Regions from separate parts of the Homo sapiens genome. Here region 2 is linked to region 1. A link is an interaction called in ENCODE POLR2A ChIA-PET data of the cell type or tissue named here. Cell type or tissue: PC-9. All regions are shown on one strand. Each heading gives the region's core, and the rest is flanking DNA. Links, peaks and the distances in the headings are about the cores only.

What was found. ChIA-PET counts read pairs that join two places held together with the same protein. Peaks named below come from ENCODE experiments on the same cell type or tissue, not always from the same donor. Only the 100,000 strongest peaks of a DNase experiment are listed, where the experiment ranks them.
Region 2: POLR2A ChIA-PET joins it to region 1 with 7 read pairs; 3 of 35 experiments call an interaction of 5 or more read pairs at or near these places.

Annotation. Positions count from the first base shown.
Region 1 is chr6:53,736,782-53,753,713 of GRCh38, forward strand. It overlaps LOC124901334 (a long non-coding RNA gene), which reads left to right. Exons shown (of 3, transcript XR_007059620.1): 2 at 11,800-11,888. It overlaps LOC124901333 (a long non-coding RNA gene), which reads right to left. Exons shown (of 5, transcript XR_007059619.1): 3 at 10,128-10,232; 4 at 7,438-7,583; 5 at 2,701-4,557. Among named protein-coding and RNA genes, the nearest start is that of LRRC1, 50 kb to the right of the region's middle. In PC-9, for the core only: no CTCF peak of the experiment used is centred there; a DNase peak (open chromatin) is centred at 7,760; H3K27ac peaks cover 1,465 bases.
Region 2 is chr6:53,511,765-53,514,264 of GRCh38, forward strand. It overlaps GCLC (glutamate-cysteine ligase catalytic subunit), which reads right to left. Exons shown (of 16, transcript NM_001498.4): 6 at 2,440-2,500. Among named protein-coding and RNA genes, the nearest start is that of GCLC, 32 kb to the right of the region's middle. In PC-9, for the core only: no CTCF peak of the experiment used is centred there; no DNase peak of the experiment used is centred there.

The DNA.
Region 1 (16,932 bases), core at 6,215-8,714:
AAGCAACATAAAATATTACTGAGAATAGATTAAGGATAAAATGTGCATGTTAAGAGTTAAATGTTCGTCTCTGTTCTAAGCCAATAACACCAACATTTGCATCTCAATTTGTGTGAATTGGGTATTTTAAATAGCTATGTAATTTCCTACCATTATTAGTAGAAAAGCTGTTGTGCATGCTTTCTTTTAAAATAAACATGCATTGACCAAAATCTGTTATCGAATACAATATCAAAATCAACATTTCAATTTTTATACATTTTCTTTATCTTATTGTTTTGAAGGCCTTTCTATAGGAAGCCAGAGTCTTGTGAACACTAGGATGAGATAGATTTCTGAGACATTAATCACATCAGATGGAGTTATTTTCATTAATCCTTTGTAGAGCAACTGAAAATAGACCTGGAAATGAGTGTTGAAAATGTAAAGCTTAGACATGAGAAGCATTCAGTAGGAGGAGAGTCCTGGCATAGTTGTGTTTTCCCAGGGCACTGTCTTAATTTAATCTTAGTGCCACAAATGGAGTGGCTCTTTGAAATATTAGGATTTGTCAAGTGACTTTTCTCAGTAATGGTGTTGCCTCTGCCCATCTGTCAAACTCTTTTCAACACATGTTTAAAGGCAAATTAGAACACAAATGCAGAACTGAAAAGCATTCTGATATATGTACATTGCATTTCGGGTGTTGTTTTACTTGCTCTAGTTAAGTCTCTTCAGTTCTTGATGATAACATACTTGGCCCATGCTAGCTGCCTATAAAACACATCAATAGGAAGATAAACTGTTATAGAATCACACACATGTGATTTCTAACCATCCCAATCATTCCTATCCTTCAAAATCCCGGTTATTGCCACATTCCTACTTGACTGTACAAAATTTTTGACAGGTTGTATATCAAGTGCTTTATATGTAACATCCATCAAACCTTTACAATTACCCAGTGAACCTGCTACCTTGATTAACCTTTTTTTTTTTTTTTTTTTTTTTAAACAGATAAGGAAACAGAGGTGTGCAGAAGTTAACTACCTTATCCAAGGCCATACAGTCAGGAAGGAATGGGGCAGGATTTGAACCCAGGCAGTTTCACCCCAGGGCCGGAGTGTTTAGTCACCAATAAATGGAATGTTGTTTGCAGATTACGTGCAGAACATGATGCTGGGCATGTCCTCAGAAATCTCATATTCTAGTCAGGAAGTAAGTCACCAGTCTAGGAGGAGGAGGCAGGATGCAAAGTCCAAAACCCTTTGCCTACTCCTCATGGCCCTTTATTTTGGGATTCAATTTATTTTTCTTACCTAACTGCCTACCACGTACCATTTTCCTGCTTGAACTCTGGACTCATTGTGAGGTGTCTAGAGAAACCCTCACCTTCACAGCTCCATGCCTTTGTTTACTTGATGATAATACGTTCTTCTCCATCCCCTACACAAATCTGCTTTTCTCTAGGTGAATCCTAACTACTCTCCACGAAGCTCTTCTTTCACTTGAACTCATAACATTTCTTCCCTCCTTTTTCAGTAACCATATATGCTAGGTATTATTTCATGTGCTTTACATCTATCCCTGATGCAAGCCTCAAGTTTACCTAGAAGAGGATACTAGGGAGAAAGAATGGAAAATACAGAGGCCTCAAGTCTGGAGTGTACTAAGCATGTACCAAACCATAGGGAGGTCAGCAGCATTTAGGAGATATTTTTTAGCTCCCACTGGGCAAAAATGAGCTATGTGGGTGCTCAAGGCCAGCAATCTATTTCTCCAAGCTGTCTTTGATGGCTCTACACTCAGGCTTGCCTAGTGGAGTGGCTGTCTTAGTCCATTTGGGCTGCTGTAACAACATACTGAAAACTGGGTGGCTTATAAATAACAGAAATTTATTTCTTATAGTTCTAGAGAATGGGAAGACAATGCTCAACCAGTTTGGTGTCTGGTGAGGGCTCACTTTCAGGTTCATGAATGGCACCTTCTCACTGTGTCCTCACATGGTGGAAGGGGAAAGGCAGATGTCAGGGGTCTCTTTTATAAGGGCATTAATCCCATTCAAGAGGCAGAGCCTTCAGTCACTTTCCAAAGACCCTACATCCTAATGCAATTACCTTGGGGGTTAGGATTTCAACATATAAATTTTGGGAGGACACAGACATTGAGACAACAGCAGTGGTTCTTTGGAATCCTATCACTCTAGTTTTTCAATATCATATGTAACAAAAACTGGGCACAGCTATCATCTAGTAACAAAGCCTTGAAATATATAAAACAATATTTTCAGAACTAAAATGAGAAATAGACAAATCCATAATCATAAGGGGAGATTTTGGCACTCCTCTTTTAGTAAAGAATATAAATAGAATGAATAGACCAAAAAATAGTAAAAACATAAGGGTTTGAAGAACATGATTAACAAACTTGATCTAATTGATACACGCATGTTGAAAACTGATACCCAACAAGAGCAGACTAGAATTTTTTTTCAAGTACATGTTCTATAGAATTTTATTTAAAAATTTGACCATATGCTTGACCATAAAGGAAGCCTTAACAAAGATTAAGAAACTGAAATAATATGGAATATGCTTTCTGACCACATATAATTAAACGAGCAATAAATAACAAAAATGCCATACTAAAACCTCCCAGTTTTAGAAGTTAATAATGTACTACTAAATGATTCAATAGGTCAAACCAAAATCACAATAGGAATGAGAAGACATTTTATATTTAATATATTAAAAATGTAACATATCAAAATGGGTGGGCTGAATCCGAGTCTATGATTCAAGGGAAATTTATAGGCTTAAATAAAGCATTAGGGAAATAGAATCATGTAAGTATCCATTTCAAGAAGTTTGAAAAAGAAAAGCAAATTTTAACTCAAAAAAAGTAAATTAGGTAAATTATAAACAACAAACTAGAAACCAATGGAAAAAATACAAATACATGTATAATGAGGTTTAACAAATCCAAAGGTTGTATCTTTTTTTTTAAGAGCCTTAAATTGACAAACATCTGGCCAGTTTGATCAAGAAGAGAGAGTGAGAATGTGCAAATAAATAATTTCAAGAATGAAAACTCATTTAAAAAAATCCTAAGAGGTCTATGTGACTTTTATGTCAGTAATTTTGAAAATTTAGATAAAATAGACAAATTCATAGAGAATCTCAATGTGCCAAAATCAGAGTGTTGGAAATAGAAGGATTTGAATAGTTTTATATCTATTAAAGAAATTGAGTCCATAACTAAAAATTTTCCCATCCTAGATGCTTCCCTAGTGAAGTTTACCAAATATTTAAAGAAGTAATCATATCAAATTTATAAAAACTTTTCCAGAAAGTTAAAAAAGAACAAGTACTTCCCAAATAATTTTGTAAGACCAACATATCCTTGATTCTCAAACCTGACAAGAACATACAAGAAAAAAATAACAAGTCACTGTCTCTTGTGAACATATAAGCAAAAACTCTAAAATAAATAAATAAAAGAATCAAATCCAGTGTTACACAAAAAGAATAATGCATCATGACCAAAGTGGGTTTATTTCAGATATGTAAGATTGTTTTTAGATTAAAAAATCAATATAATTTACTGCAGTAACAGAATTTAAAAATCATATGACCATCTTGATAGATGCAGTAAAAATTTTTTATAAAACTCAAGATTCATTTATTAAAAAAACTCTTGCCTTCACAAAGATCTCTAAATAAACCCCATTAAAAACATCATAGTTAATATTAAGAGCTTTTCCTCTAAAATCAGGAATGAGGCAAGGATGGTTGCTTTTTTTCCACATTATTTTGTAGGTTCTAGCTAGTGCATCAAAGTTAGAAAAAGAAATAAAGAAACCCTATTAGAGGACTGGAAATTAAGAAATGAATCTGTCATTATTCATATATAATTATACACATAGAAAAATCCAAAAGAACTACAGAAAAACTATTACAATTAAAAGAGGAATTAACCAAGGCCACTGAATACATAGTCAATAAACAAAGTCCTGTACTTAGTTTCTATATGTAATTAAGTTTCTATATGCTAGTAACAAGCAATTAGAAAATAAAAATTTTAACAAAATATCATTTATCAACAGCATAGAAAAGTCACATGTCAAAGAATCAATCTAAAAAATTTGTAAGACCTCTACACAGAAAACTACAAAACATTATTGGGAGAAATTAAAGATGATCTCACTAAATGGAGGGATGTATCATATTGTTACTTCTGTCACATTCTGATAGTTAGAGAAAGTCACAAAGTTAACCCAGATTCAGTGCGGGAGGGGACTATGCAAGGACATGAATTCCATGAGGTGTGGTTCACTGAGAGCCATCTTTGGAGATTAGCTGCAGAGTTCATGTTCTGGCCTTTTATGTTTTACATTCTTCACCGGTGAAATACACTTACACTTATCTCCCTTTGGACTCCCAAAGCCTCATCCCATTATGGCACCAGCTCAAAGTCCAGTATCTTATCATCTAAATCATGTTGGCAAATCCAGATAGGGCTCTTCAGATGTGTTCCCTCTGGTACTGCTCCTTGGGTGTGGGTCCTTGGGTGCAGATACTGAATTGTACAGATTGTGAATTAAAAATTCTAGCTCTCTCAAACCTCATCACCAACACACATATACACTCCCATATATACATAACATACATTCATAAGATAGGGCTAGGATAAACAAATAGACACTTGCATTTAAAAGGGGGGCATGAATAGGAGGCACAAAGCAAGCACCCATCCACAGCAATTCCAACATCCTCTGAGCACATGTGACCAGCCCTGCTACTTGGGAGTGATTCTCCGTGGCTCTTGGCTCCGCCTTCCATGACATCCTGCCTTTTTCATTAGAAACGACCCACGCTTGCAACTGAGAAACTTTCGTAACCTGCTTAAGAAAGCAGTGGCTCTTGCCTCCGCCCTCCGTGACATCCTGCCTTTTTCATTAGGAACGACCCATGCTTGCAACTGAGAAAGTTTCTTAACCTGCTTATTCCCCATAGAAGTTTGAGGACCCAGAAACTTCTTTCATTTTGAACTGTCTCAATCTTTTTCAGCTCAAGCTGATACAGTTCTTTTGGAAATGTTGTGGTTTTCTGAGATATCCAATGATAAATCAGCTCTCTTAGATAAAAGCCCCTCTGTACTTTGCTGCTTCACTTATCTATTACTCTGCAACAAACTCCCCAAACTAAGTGGCCTAAAATAACAATATATTTTTTATGATTCTGTGAGCTTTCTGGAAAATATTGAAAAATTAGACTACATTAAAACTATAGGCCAAGCACGGTGGCTCATGTCTGTAATCCCAACACTTTGGGAGGCTGAGGTGGGTGGATCACATGATGTCAGGAGTTTTGAGACCAGCCTGGCCAACATGGTGAAACCCCGCCTCCACTAAAAATGCAAAAATTGGCCAGGTATGGTGGCGTACCCCTGTAATCCCAGCTACTTGGGAGGCTGAAGTGAGAGAATTTCTTGAACCTGGGAGGCAGAGGCTGTAGTGAGCTGAGATCGTGCCACTGTACTCCAGCCTGGACTACAGAGCAAGATCCCATCTCAAAAATAAAATAAAAATAAAATAAGTTATAAAGAACTCCTAAAGAATCAGATAATTTAATAGAAAAAAGGGGAAAAGATATGAACAGGCACTTCAGAAAACAGAATATCTAAATGGTCAATAAATATATATTATATGAAATAATTCTCAATTAGTCATCAGAGAAAATTCAAATTGAAACAAAAATGTGATACCACTGCATACTCAAAAAGATAGCTTAGGTTAAAAAGCCAATTACAAGCAAAGTTGCTGGGGGGAGTATAAATTGATACAGTCACCACTTCGGGAAACTGTCAGTATCTACTAAATTTGAATATAATATACCTTATGACCCAGCAATTCCACTTTCAGGTATATGTCCAACAGAAATGCATACACACATATGCACCAGAAGACTTGGGTATAAATGTTCAAAACAGCAGTATTTGCAATGCCTCAAAATGAAAATAACCCTAATATCCATCCACAATCTTAAAAAACACACCAACACGTGGTGTAGCCATAAATCAGATACTACACGGCAATGAAAATGCATGAACTGCTGTATACGACACAAGTAAATCTCACACATATAACATTATGCAAAAGAAACCAGACACAGAAAGCGCATGATATGATTTCATTTATATAAAGTACTATAAAAAAAGGTAAAACTTTTTTTATAAGGGAGTGATAATGTTCTGTTTTGACCAGGGTGAAAGTTGTACCAGTAGTTCTTTTGGTAGTAATTACTGAACTGTGCACCTTGAATGAAAGTCCACTTTACAAAGGGGTACATGTTTTGAAATTTTAATTTAGCAGAGCATACAAAGGGGAATAATCAGTTGTTCCTGGGAGAGTCCTGATAGCTGAGTTATGAATGAGGAGGAGAAGTGTATCATGCAACCAGGGAGGGGCAAGAAGGAATCCCAGGAAGAGGAAGCATCTTGAACCAAGGAATGAAAGTGCAAAACAGTTTGACATAAACTGGGACTCTCCAAGCAATTCATATAGGCTAGGAGGAAGGAGGGTGAGATAGGTGGAAGAGGGAGGAAAGCCCCACGCCAAGTATTTTCAATTTTATTATGCTTTCGGAAGATATTGATAGGTTTTAAGCATGGAAGCATAAGTTCTGGTTGGCATTTTTTTTTTTTTTTTTTTTTTTTTTTGGAGACGGAGTCTGGCTCTGTCTCCCAGGCTGGAGTGCTGGAGTGCAGTGGCGCGATCTCGGCTCACTGCAAGCTCCGCCTCCCGGGTTCACGCCATTCTCCTGCCTCAGCCTCCCAAGTAGGTGGGACTACAGGCGCCTGCCACCACGCCCAGCTAATTTTTTGTATATATATATATTTTTATTTTAGTAGAGACGGGGTTTCACTGTGTTAGCCAGGATGGTCTCGATCTCCTGACCTCGTGACCCGCCCGCCTCGGCCTCCCAGAGTGCAGGGATTACAGGCGTGAGCCACCGCGCCCGGCCTCTGGTTGGCATTTAAAAAAATATCTCAAGTGGCCAGGTGTGGTGGCTCACGCCTGTAATCCCAGCACTTTAGGAGGCCGAGGTGGGCGGATCACGAGGTCAGGAAATCGAGACCATCCTGGTTAACACGGTGAAACCCCGTCTTACTAAAAATACAAAAAATTAGCCAGGCATGGTGGCATTTGCCTGTAGTCCCAGCTACTCGGGAGGCTGAGGCAGGAGAATCGCTTGAACCCGGGAGGCAGAGGTTGCAGTGAGCTGAGATGGCACCATTGCACTCCAGACTGGCAACAGAGGCAGACTCCATCTCAAAAACAACAACAACAACAACACACACACACACACACACACACACACACACACACACACACACAAACTCTCAGGCTGAGGCAGTGTGAATTACAAGGGGGTGCCTGGACCTACACCCTCCCACCTTTTTTTCAGAGTTCTTCCTTCATCCAACTCCAAAGCTTAAGAGAATGAGAGGTCAGATCATGGAAAATAATGAAGCTCATGGAGGCACTCAGCCTCTTCATGTCCTTGATCTCATTAGAACCAGAAAATCATCGATGATCAAAACTGGAAAACAGGTACAAAATTCTTAGTGAAAATTGCTCCACTGAAACGTCATAATGGTGATGGAGGGATTGTCCCAAAACCAAAATACCGGAAAAGACATGTACTCTAAAGTATCTGTCCATGTACTCAATTGCTACAACTGGTTTTTCCTGTCCTTCATCAAGTCAAAGCTAGCTGTTCCTAGGCTTTTCTTCTTAAAAACCAGTTTTACCTGTTATGATACTTTGCCTGCTATAGCTAGATTTTTAAAGACATATTTTCCCCATACTTGCAAACTGGAAAACCTGCCTTGTTAAAGTCAGGTAACTGGGAATGTAATTAGCATATAAATAGATGTTCAACGTCACTATTTATCAGATAATTGCTAGTTAAATAAAATATTTCATAGCTATCATATTGAGAAAAGATTTAAAGGTCTGATAATGCAACTGTTGGAAAAGGAAACTTATACACTGCAGAAGAGATTGAAAATTGGTTTGACCATTCTGGAGTGGAATTTGTTTATATGTTTTAGAGCTAAAGATGCACTTATTCATCAAGCCAGAAATTCAACTTGCAAGTAGAAACCATGCAGAAAGTCTCAAACTATCTGTAATAAAAAGGCAAGTTTTCTAAAAATATTTCCATGCTGCTGAGGATCAATATGTTTGTAAAATACAATGAAAATGAATAAATAAAATTTTGGCTGGGGACAGTGGCTCATGCCTGTAGTCCCAGCATGTTGGAAGGCTGAGGTGGATGGATCACTTGAGCCCAGGAGTTCGAGACCAGTCTGGGCAAGATGGCAAAGCCCCATCTCTATAACAAGTGAAAAAATTAGCCAGGTATGGTGGTGTGCGCCTGTAGTCCTAGCTCCTCAGGAGCTGAGGTGAGAGGATCGATCACCTGAGCCTGGGAGTTTTGAGGCTACAGTGAGCTGTGATTGCGCCACTGCACTCTGGCCTAGGAGACAGAGTGAGACCCTATCTCAAAAAAATAAAATTTTAAAACAGACATACAAAATACAGAACTCAATATTCTGTATTATTGGATTCAATAGACATAAAAGTACTCAGTTGGATTGCTATTAAAGTTTCTAAATTAATATTGTCAATTTCTGTACTTAATTAGTTATGAACTGGTAGCGATCTTCAGGTCATGGTTTGAGAAGCTCACAGGAACAAGCAGATAGATATAAGGAAAAATGTTCATTGCAGCACTGTTTAAATATTAAAAAAATTAAATTCACAATCAAAAGAAAAAATAAATGTTATGGTCATACAATAAAATATAACACAATAATTAAAATGAATAAACTAGACCTACACATATTCACATGGATAAATCTTGAAACCAGAACATTCAGTGAAAAAAAACTGCTGAGGGTCTTTATTGTATGATTCCATTTATATACATTTCAAAAATACTTAACACAATATTACATAAATGTCTTAAGAATATGAATAAATGTATTACAATTAAGAAATAGAAGTAACTAACTTTAGAATAGTCATTTTCCTCTGGGAAGTGTGAGAAGAAATATAAGATTAGGAAACTTTGATTGTACCTGTGATGTCTTACTTCTATCAAAAAATTGAAGGCCAGGTGCGGTGGCTCATGCCTGCAATCCCAGCACTTTGGGAGGCCAAGGTAGGTGGATCACGAGGTCAGGAGTTCGAGACCAGCCTGACCAACATGGTGAAACCCTGTCTCTACTAAAAACACAAAAAATAGCTGGACTTGGTGGTGCGCGCCTGTAATCTCACCTACTCAGGAGGCTGAGGCAGGAGAATCGCTTGAACCCGGGAGGCGGAGGTTGCAGTGAGCCGAGATTATGCCACTGCACTCCAGCCTGGGTGACAGAGCAAGACTCTGTCTCAAGAAAAAAAAAAAAAAAAGAAACAGATACTGCATAATGTAAACATCTATTAAATCTGGGTATGGGGTACATGCATATCACGTTATTTCCTATTTTAAAAATGTTTGAATTATTTCATAATTTTTAATTTATAAAAAACAATAAAAAAGGTTCAAGGAAATTTACTACATCTTTGAAATATTGAAATTGTTTTAAGTGTCATGGTTTATTTGGCTAGAATACACATAGGCATAGACAGATAAACTTAACCATTTACTTCTGGTTTCAAAGTTCTGGCTTAAAAACTGGGATACCTCACAGACTCAGGAGGGATGATGGAAAAGCTATCCCCAGGTGAACATAGAAAACCTGTATTCCAGTCCCAGCTCTTCATGTAGTAACCTGTGTGAACACCAAAACGTCTCAAATTACAAAGAACACAGAGGTCACCTACTCCAACTTGCTTACTCTAAAATAAACTAGCTCAGACAGGCTGTGAATTGTCCAAGGCACACACTCATTGTTGGTGGAATTAAGATTTGGGTTGAGTGTTTTCTCCATTAGAAAAGTCACAAGTCATTTGGAAACAAATGAACAAACAAAAATAATGGTGTTTGGTTACTGCTAGTTGTTTCTACAAGGCTTGAATTCAGACATTCAAATGCAGTAGCCCACATTGCCTCTTCAAGAGTAAGCTGAGGGATTACCTGTCTCGTGGGAAGCAGGGGAAAGACCACTGACTTCGAAGTCAATCAGGTCTTGCTGTGAATTCCAGCTGTGTGCTCTGTGATCTTGGGCCCAGGTTTACTTACCTGTAAGTATGGGGAAGAAAAAATTACAAATCACATATAGAGTTTGTGGCACATGTTGAACATAATGAGTGGCTAAGGAATGTTATTTTCTTTCGCCTTCTTTAACTACTAAGGCAAGGAGCATAAAATGACTCTATGTCTGCCTTAAAGTGGTGATACAGACATGTAACAAATACATTAGTAACCCTTACTCCCTCCAGCCATCCAAGGTTTCACTTTCCAAGGTTTCAGTCATCCATGGTCAACTGTTGTCTGAAATTAAGTGATTATAGTACAATATGATATTTTGAAAGAGAGAAAGTGCATGTTCAAGTAACTTATTTTTTTTAAGACAGAGTCTCACTCTGTTACCCAGGCTGGAGTGCAGTAGCATGATCTTGGCTCACTGCAACTTCTGCTTCCCAGGTTCAAGCAATTCTCTGGCCTCCGCCTCCTGAGAAGCTGGGATTATAGGTACCCGCCACCACGCCTGGCTAATTTTTGTATTTTTTTAGTAGAGACGGGGTTTTGCCATGTTGGCCAGGCTGGTCTTGAACTCCTGACCTCAGGTGATCCACCCACCTCAGCCTCCCAAAGTGCTGGGATTACAGGTGTGAGCCACTGCACCCATACATAACTTTTATTACAGTATATTGGTATACTTGTACTATTATTAGTTATTATTGTCAGTTTCTTACTGTGCCTAATTTATAAATTACCCTTTGTTGTAGGTATGTACATATAGGAAAAAACATAGTGTATGTAGAGTTTAGTACTATCCTCGGTTTCAGGCATCCACTGGGAGTCCCAGAAGGCATTCCCGGATAAGAGGAGGCTACTGTAATTGCAATAGAATGTGGTAAACACCAACCTAGGTACATGTGGAATATTCCAAGGCAATTGAAAAAGCAGGAGGTAACTACTATGCTATACTATGTTGCCACTTAACATATCTAGAGCTCCTTTTGTCCACCATAAAATTATTCTCTGCTTACAAAAGTGAGATCATTAAAAAAAAAAACAAAAAAAGAAAGTGTTTGGCTTGTAATAAGGTGTAATATTAATATGAGGCATTGTTATTTTTTTCCCCCAAGAACCATGTGGGGGAAAAACCAGAATAATGGGCAGAACCAAAACCAGAATAATGGTCTCTCAAAGATGCATACATCCTAATCCTCAGAATTTGTGAATATGTCATGTTATATGTCAAGGAGGAATTAAGGTTGCTAACCAGCTGTTATTAAAATGAAATCATCCTGGATTATCTGGGTGGGCCCAATATAATCATAAGGGTCCTTTACGTGTGGAAGAGGGAGGCAGTGTTCAGATTCAAAGATCTGAAGATGTTACACTGCTGCCTTTGAAGACAGAGGAAGGAACCACAAGCTAAGGAATGCAGTTGTACTCTAGACTCTGGAAAGGGCAAGGAAACAGATTCTCTCCTAGAGTTTCCGGAAAAAAAAGCAGACATGCAAACAGCTTCATTTTTAGCCCATGAGACTTATTTCAGTATTCTCACCTCCAGAACTGCAAAGTAATACATTTGTATTGTGTTTAAACCATTAAGTTTTTGCTGATTTGTTTACAGGGACAACAGAAAATTTATATAAACTGCAACCTCAATACTTTGAAGACAGTAGCACGAGGAATGAATTAGTGCTGAAGACAGCATCGAATGTGAGTTCCATTTTTTCTTTAATGTCATTGTCATCACACTAGAGACACTGGGCTCAAATGGCTCCTGCATGATCAATATGGGCCTACCGTCAGCAAGATGAGGTCTTTCATTAAATTTTCTCTAGATCTATTTAGCTGTGGCACGCATAGGCTGTGCTCTTCTCTATATACTAATGGCCCTGGTGCATTCCATGACAGACACTGAGCATGCACCTTGTATAACAGTCCCAACTACTTTCCCTCAAAACATTTCTGTTAGGCCAAATGCTGTGTATTAATATTATTTCTCCTGATCCTTATTTCAGATGTTTAGATCCACCTGATAAACTTGCAATCATCTTTCAGGATGTATATCAAGGGTTCTCTCTTGTGGTAAATTGAGTTTTTTGTCTTAATTCCTCACTTCCCTCCAGTAGCATTCATACCCACACATAGCTGAATGGTAGGTGGAGTATATGTCCCTGTCCCTTGACTTTGGGCTTGGCCACGTTACCTGCCTTGACCAATGGAATTTTTATGGCTGTAGCAAGAGCAGAGACCTGAACTGTTTTTGCAGAGTTAGGTTCTCTTGCTTTGTAGTGACCCACAGTGAGCACATACTCTGGTCCAGGGGGGATGAGAGCCATGTTGAACGGACCTGATCCCAATCTGCAGCTCACAGTTGGAGCCCAGAGCCTGGCGCCCAAATCAAGCACAGCCCAGCAGATTGGTTGTTGATTTGCAGACATGAGCCTGAGGATTACTGTTCTGAGTTACTATGTCTTTGAGTGATTTGTTGCACAGCATTATTGTGGCAATAGCTGACCAATATACCTCCCAGATAAATGCTTTTTAACTACTCTCGCCCAGTAGAACTAACCACCTCCTCCTAAGCTTTTTGTGCTCATTGTGCTGTTACAGATTTATATATCTGTCTTTCCCAATGGACTTAAGTCCTATGAGGGCAGGTGCCAGGTGTCACTTAATTTTGTATCTATGACCTCCAGCATGATGCTGAGAATACAGTAGGCCCCTAATACCTTACAAGTGAATAAATAAATGAATACAAGGAACACACTGTCCCAGGCCTGAGACTCTTAGGTGGGGCGGGTGAGAAGGAATAGGAAATTACAGATTTCTGAGCCACTGCAATTGTCATCAAATACAAAAGGGGCCAAGCTTTGTTGGTAGACTGAATAAATAATATTTTAAAGCACATACGTTTTGTTTTTCAGGTATTTATAAATGCTATTGTGATTAATGAAGGTAAATAGCTTATTTCAAAGTAATAAATTAATTGCATATTATCACCATATATTTCCTCAAATGATGGATATAAAAAGAACAGCTCATCTCAAGTAAGGAACAAAAAGTTTTGACATTAAAAAGAACCCTCATATTCGGAAATGTCAGGAAATACCATTCCAGACTATTTGAAGAAGTCATAGAGAATTCAGCATTATGCTGAATCTTTTCTTGCTTGTTTGCTGGTGGTCAATGTGGCGGTGACTTGGCATGTCTCTCTAGCTTCATCTTTCCTGAAACTTTAGGTCACTGCAGATTTACATCATAAGGGTGGGGCTGCTGTCAGACTTTGAGACATCTCAAAGAAAATTATAAGCTTTCATTGTTTCTCCACCCTTTCTATCACAAAAGCTGTCATATCACTGCATTTTACAGCTCAGCTTTGGGTTGTAATTATAGTCATTGCCATGAGAATTCTTCCAAAAGAGAGGGTTTATTTAATAGGGAGAAACTCACATACACAAAAGAAAGGACTGCCAGCACAACAGTAATGATTGAGCATTGATAGTTTAAAACATGAAAACTACACATTGAGTGTGGCAGGGAGTTGGCTTAAACCATATGCCTTCCCGTCCTAAATATTTATAGTAGCAAGGAGGCTTCTGTGCAACTGTCAAGGCCTTTTTTTTTCTCTTTAAATGTATTTTTTCCCTTCCTTCAAATTCACTTAAAGGATGATATTTCTCATCTGTGGCTAGAATACTGCAGAGGAATATTTAAGAGTTTAAAGGCATGTGAGGAGAACTGGAAGTGGAGGTCAGGGGAGGGGGAAGCAATAGACAAGTGGTGACTTCAGTGAGAATCTTTAACTGCTCATAGGCAACTTTCAAGGTCTCAACTTAAGCCATGACCCAGGCATAGCTCCATGGGGCTGACAGAACTAATAGGAGACTCTGGACAGGATATTTGATAAATATTTGTTAATGAACACGTGAGTAAGTGAAAAATGAATGCTTCAGCATTCATTATTGATAAATACTGATAAATATTTGTTAATGAACATGTGAGTAAGTGAATGATGAGTGCTTCAGCCTGCCCCTTCACTTATGCTCCTTTCATCATCCTCCGCTAAGCACTCTACACTCCTGTGGCAATGAAGTATTTGCCATTTCCCAAACATCATGCTTCCTCTTGCTGTAACTCCTGGATCCTTTATCTCCTCATGCAGCCCACCATAGCCTATCAAGCTCCTACTCAACCTTCAAGTTGTAACTCAAGCTGTCATAGTTCCATGCTCTAGCAATACTTTATACATGTATAATAACTCAAAACTCACTATGTTATAATTTCCTCAATTCATGTGCAGGAACCATGTATTTTAATCATTGCAACCTAAGCAACTGGCTTGGTGCGTGACACATCATAGATATTCAATAAGTGGTCACTAAATATCTTTTATGCTGTTTGACCCTTCCGGTGCCTTCCAAAACAGACAGTAAATTCCTGCACTGTGGGATGGTTTCTTCTACAATTCTTTGTGTAAAAGAATTCTTTATTCTTTATTCTACATGTCCTCCTTTCCTAGGACGTAGCAATGTTTCACTCTACCTCAGAACTGATCAAGCAACAAGATAAGTAAGACCCAGTTCTAGATGCTAGGGTTAAGAAAAGGGAAGAGAAACAATTGGAAGAAGTTTAGTGGGAATGACATCATGATATTTACCTGTAGGAATGACACATACAAGTTTAGAAAGCATATTTCAAAGTAGACAAGAAGGTCATTGTAATAGTTCAGAATAGAGAGTTGGGGATATGTATACATATACATATATATAACATATATATGTGTATTTATACTTGTGTATCTATATATATAGAGGAAATTATATATGTTATATAGATAATTTCAGGAATAGCACTTCTAGGATTTGGTGGGTGATTGAAATGGCACAGAGGATGAAAGGAATCTAAGATTATTCCAAGAGAGCTTGGGCAAATCCTGTATTCTGCCACTACAATGGGAAATGGCAGGAGGAATGGCTTTATTAGCAGAAGGGAGGAGGACCCTGAGCTCAATGCTGCTTTTATCACAAACGAGGGACCTGTGGATCATCCAGAAGATAACTGTTCATCAGTAGACAGTTGTTTTGGAGCTCAGCAGAACAATCAAGACTGAAGATACAGATTTCAGAGTCATTAGCAAGCAAGTAGAAGTTGAAGTTTAGGTTGTAACTTACATTGTCCAACGATGTTATATGGAGTAGAGGTTCTAGGGGGTTGGGGTAGGAAAAGGTTATGTGGGAGTTTCCATCTCTGAAAATGGGAGACAGTTGACTAAAACCACATGCCTTCCATTGCTAAATACGTGTAGTGGCAGTTTTTAAAAAGCGAGAATTATTGAGAGTCTTGTGCCCTGATCCTGTGGGTGGTTTTGTGTATAATTTAAAAAGCTCCCTATGTGTGCTGATATAATCTCACATCTTGAGGATGACTGTTGAATATACTTTTATAATTAGACTTACTTTGTACATTTACATATTTGACTCACCTATGAGATTTGAATCACCTACGAGATTCTGCGCTACTTGAGGGCAAGACTTTATCTTGTTTAAATCTATATCCCCAGTGCTTAACACAGTGTCTGTCACACAGGTATTCAAATGTTTCATGAGTCAAATGATCTAATTGATTGTTTATTTCACAAGGTAGGGTTTGTCACTGACTTTTTAAATGTAAGAACATGGAGGCTGCATAAGATGCAGTAACTTGGTCATGGCACACAGCTAGTAAGTGGTTCAGCCAGTTGCCCCAATGCCGATCAGTGTTTTTCAACAATAGCTCACTGCCTCTGCTCATTCCTAAATCTGCCACCACCATCAAAAGACAGGGAAGCAGGGTATTTAGGAACTGGATGTAGCATTACTGGAAGGCCCTGTTAAACTCAAAGTGCTCTCTAAGATGTGTGCAGCTTACCTTGTCACTCCTTACTAACCGACTTCTTAAACTATCCGGTGAAAAGAACATTAAAGAAAGAGCTATTTCGTATTGGACCCATGTAGAGAAATATTCAGATGAGCCAGGAAAGTAGGAGAAATGACTAACTGAAGGAAAATTGCATCACAATTCTTTATATGCCTCACCCCTTTTATCTGATTAAACAAGGAATTTGTTTTCACATGTTCTTTGCATGAATAATATGATCTTCCAAACAGGAAATTAAAACCTTTGCTATACTCTAGGCCTCTCCTTAACCAAAAACTTGATACGTGGATGCTATATTTAATATGTAGAACATGTGGTAAAGAAAACAGGAAAATGCTGAGAAAGGAATGGGGTTAGAGAGGACATTTTATGATGGAAAAATATAGAGGGGACAGTATGGAAACTCTAGTGACTGTGATTTCTGACAAACAGTCCCTGAGTTGTAAACATCTAATACCTATAAGGTAACCTTGACTCTTAGCTGGCCAGAGCTCCTCCAGGAAAGCTGTTAATGGACTCTCACAGCTTCCAGAGAGCCTATGGATCTAAAAGTAAAGATCCTAAAAGCCAGGAAAGTTTGTGGGAGCCATTTTAACGAGTTTATTCTCATGAAGGATGATTCTGATTAGACATTTGTCTTTGTGAAATAAGCTTCAACTAGGCAGAGGTACAAAATATTAGGAAGGTAAAGGTCCAGCAGTCACTTGAACTTGATTTGGGTTTGGATAATCAGTTTGCTTTCTAAAGAATCATAGCACCTCCAAAGGCAAGGGAGTTGGGTTGGGAAAACGTGGCACCCCTGCCTGCTCCTCCAAGTCAGGAAATGCAGGCAGGCTTA
Region 2 (2,500 bases), core at 1-2,500, 230 kb before region 1:
GACACACAATGTTGCTAGGAAACTGATGGGGGTGGGGTTGGGGGTGGAGGGAGGAACTAAGGAACATATATGTTAGAAACTGAAACATCTAATCTAAACTTTATCTACAACCCAGATTTGAAGTCACATGACTTTGGGGGGGGGGGTGGGAGGGGCTACCATAACCTGTCATGAACTTAGTGCTTTTTTTTTTTTTTTTTTTGAGACAAAGACTTGCTCTGTTCCCCAGGCTGGAATGCAGTGGCACGATCTTGGCTCACTGCAACCTCCGCCTCCCAGGTTCAAGCGTTTCTCATGCCTCAGACTCCTCAGTAGCTGGGATTACAGGCACATGCCACCAGGTCTAATTTTTGTATTTTTAGTAGAGATGAGATTTTGCCATGATGACCAGGCTTGTCTCAAACTCCTGACCTCAAGTGATCTGCCCATCTCAGCCTCCCAAAGTGCTGGGATTACAGGCATGAGCCACCGTGCCTGGCTGTGAACTTGGTGCTTTTTAAGTGATTCCTGAAAAGCCCCAAAACAGTCAATAATTTGAATGTGGTTAAAATCCTTTTTGCTTTATACAGTAAGTCTTCCATTAGCCTTACAAAATTACTTTAAAACTATTTTTTCTACTTTACTAAGCAGTTTCTTTTTTTTTTTTCCATCTCTCTAATGATACATAATAGATGTACACAGTTTCAGGGCACATGTGATAATTTAATACATTCATATAATTTGTAAAGATCAAATCAGTGTACTTGGGAAAGAAGTTGGTTTAGTGTTCCACTGAAGAGATATAAAGCAGGGATTTCGGTGGTGAATTGGCAAAATTCATTTCATGTGCCACACACTTTATCTGAGCTAACGATTTTTTTTAAGTGGAGTAGTGAAACTGTACATGTCACTGGGAAAAAGAAAACAATCCTAAGCTTACACTAGATGGAAAAATTCTATCTACAAGCAACAAAAATATTTATCATCTACCATTAGGAAGCATTTACTAGTATACATACAGTGTTTCAGTGGAAAGAATATCCCTTTGGAACCATATCAGAGAAACTATGCGGTCTTCGGCAGAACACCCTGGTTTAATATTAAACCAAGAAAAGGCAATCAATACTCTTAACAGCACTTATACAATTTTAAAACCATGTACTGTAAGCTCTAGAACTTAATGGTTTTCTTTAGAAATACTTGTAATTAAGATAGGAAACAGGCAGTTAAAAGTCGAAAGATCTCTTTTTTCGTGAAGTGTGATGGTTTATGTTTATTTGGAAGTCACATATCTTATACTACCTATAAATGTCAAGAAAACAGAAAGAAATTATCCTTGGCCATGTTATTTAAACACATTCAGAATGGAAAAATCTGATTCCAGCATTCAATTTGGATTATACTTAGTTTTGAAAATAAATAGACCAGAGATATATGCACAAGAAGTGTGTGTGCACGCTGCAGCTGTTTCAGGTGAAGGAAGGCTGGGTTCTGGGTCTTTGCACTGAGAGCAGTCAGGCTGGCGGCTCAGAGGGGTCTTACATGGGTCCAGGCTCTGCACGGCCCTGTGCCTCTAAGGACGCTGTTTTGAATCAGCTGAAGTAATCACAACTGGATAAAATTTCCTTGGACATTAAATAACAAGCAGCCTCTCTCTTTTACTTCTGTTAGTTAAGGCAATAAAATAAATATTAGCTTAGAGTCAGACCTAGAAGGGGACTTAATATCAGCCCTTCTTTCAACTGATGAAAAATCTGAGCCAAAAGAAGTAAAGGGAGTTGCCCAAAAACCTGAGTAGTGACAGAGCCAAAAGCCAACTGCAGGCTTTTGTGTGGCCACCTGATGGGTTCCATGCTCTTCCACTCTGGTCCTAAGTGAGCTTGGACACACTCACTGCCAGGGGCACCATCATTTAAACAGATCCAGGAAAATTTTTAAATGGGTAAACAGAGACAGGCTCCTGTATACTTTACTCAGGGGCAAGACAAACACAAGCTGCTAAATATTTATTCTTTTTGTACCGCTAGACAGCTTTGCACAAATCCCTTGGATCACAAAATCATTGGAATACTTCCATCAGAGCTCATTTTCAGAGTTTTGAACAATATTTAAACCACCTCACTAGCCTGTCACGAGATGGCAGTAAAAACTAGGCATATAAAAAGAGAAGGGAAACAATGACAGAATATATTGCATTTTAAGTTAACTGAAATTACAGTTATAAAGGTATATATACCGTATATACCTTTGTGGTGAACAACAGAGTCTGTAGAACTATTAGTCATAGACAGCTTCCAATGAATTTACTAATATAACTTCATGTTTTTCAGAAAGGCATACCAGCTACCATTTCAACCTCATTAAAATGTGATTTTTGGAACAGGAAACATGCATATATAAAGAAGTTAAAAAACAGAAATGGATGGAACACTTTGCCTCTCTGTATATTTGAAACTATACCTGGAGACAGCAATTGCCCATTCCAAATCCCATGGCATCCATGTAAATATGATCCGGCTTA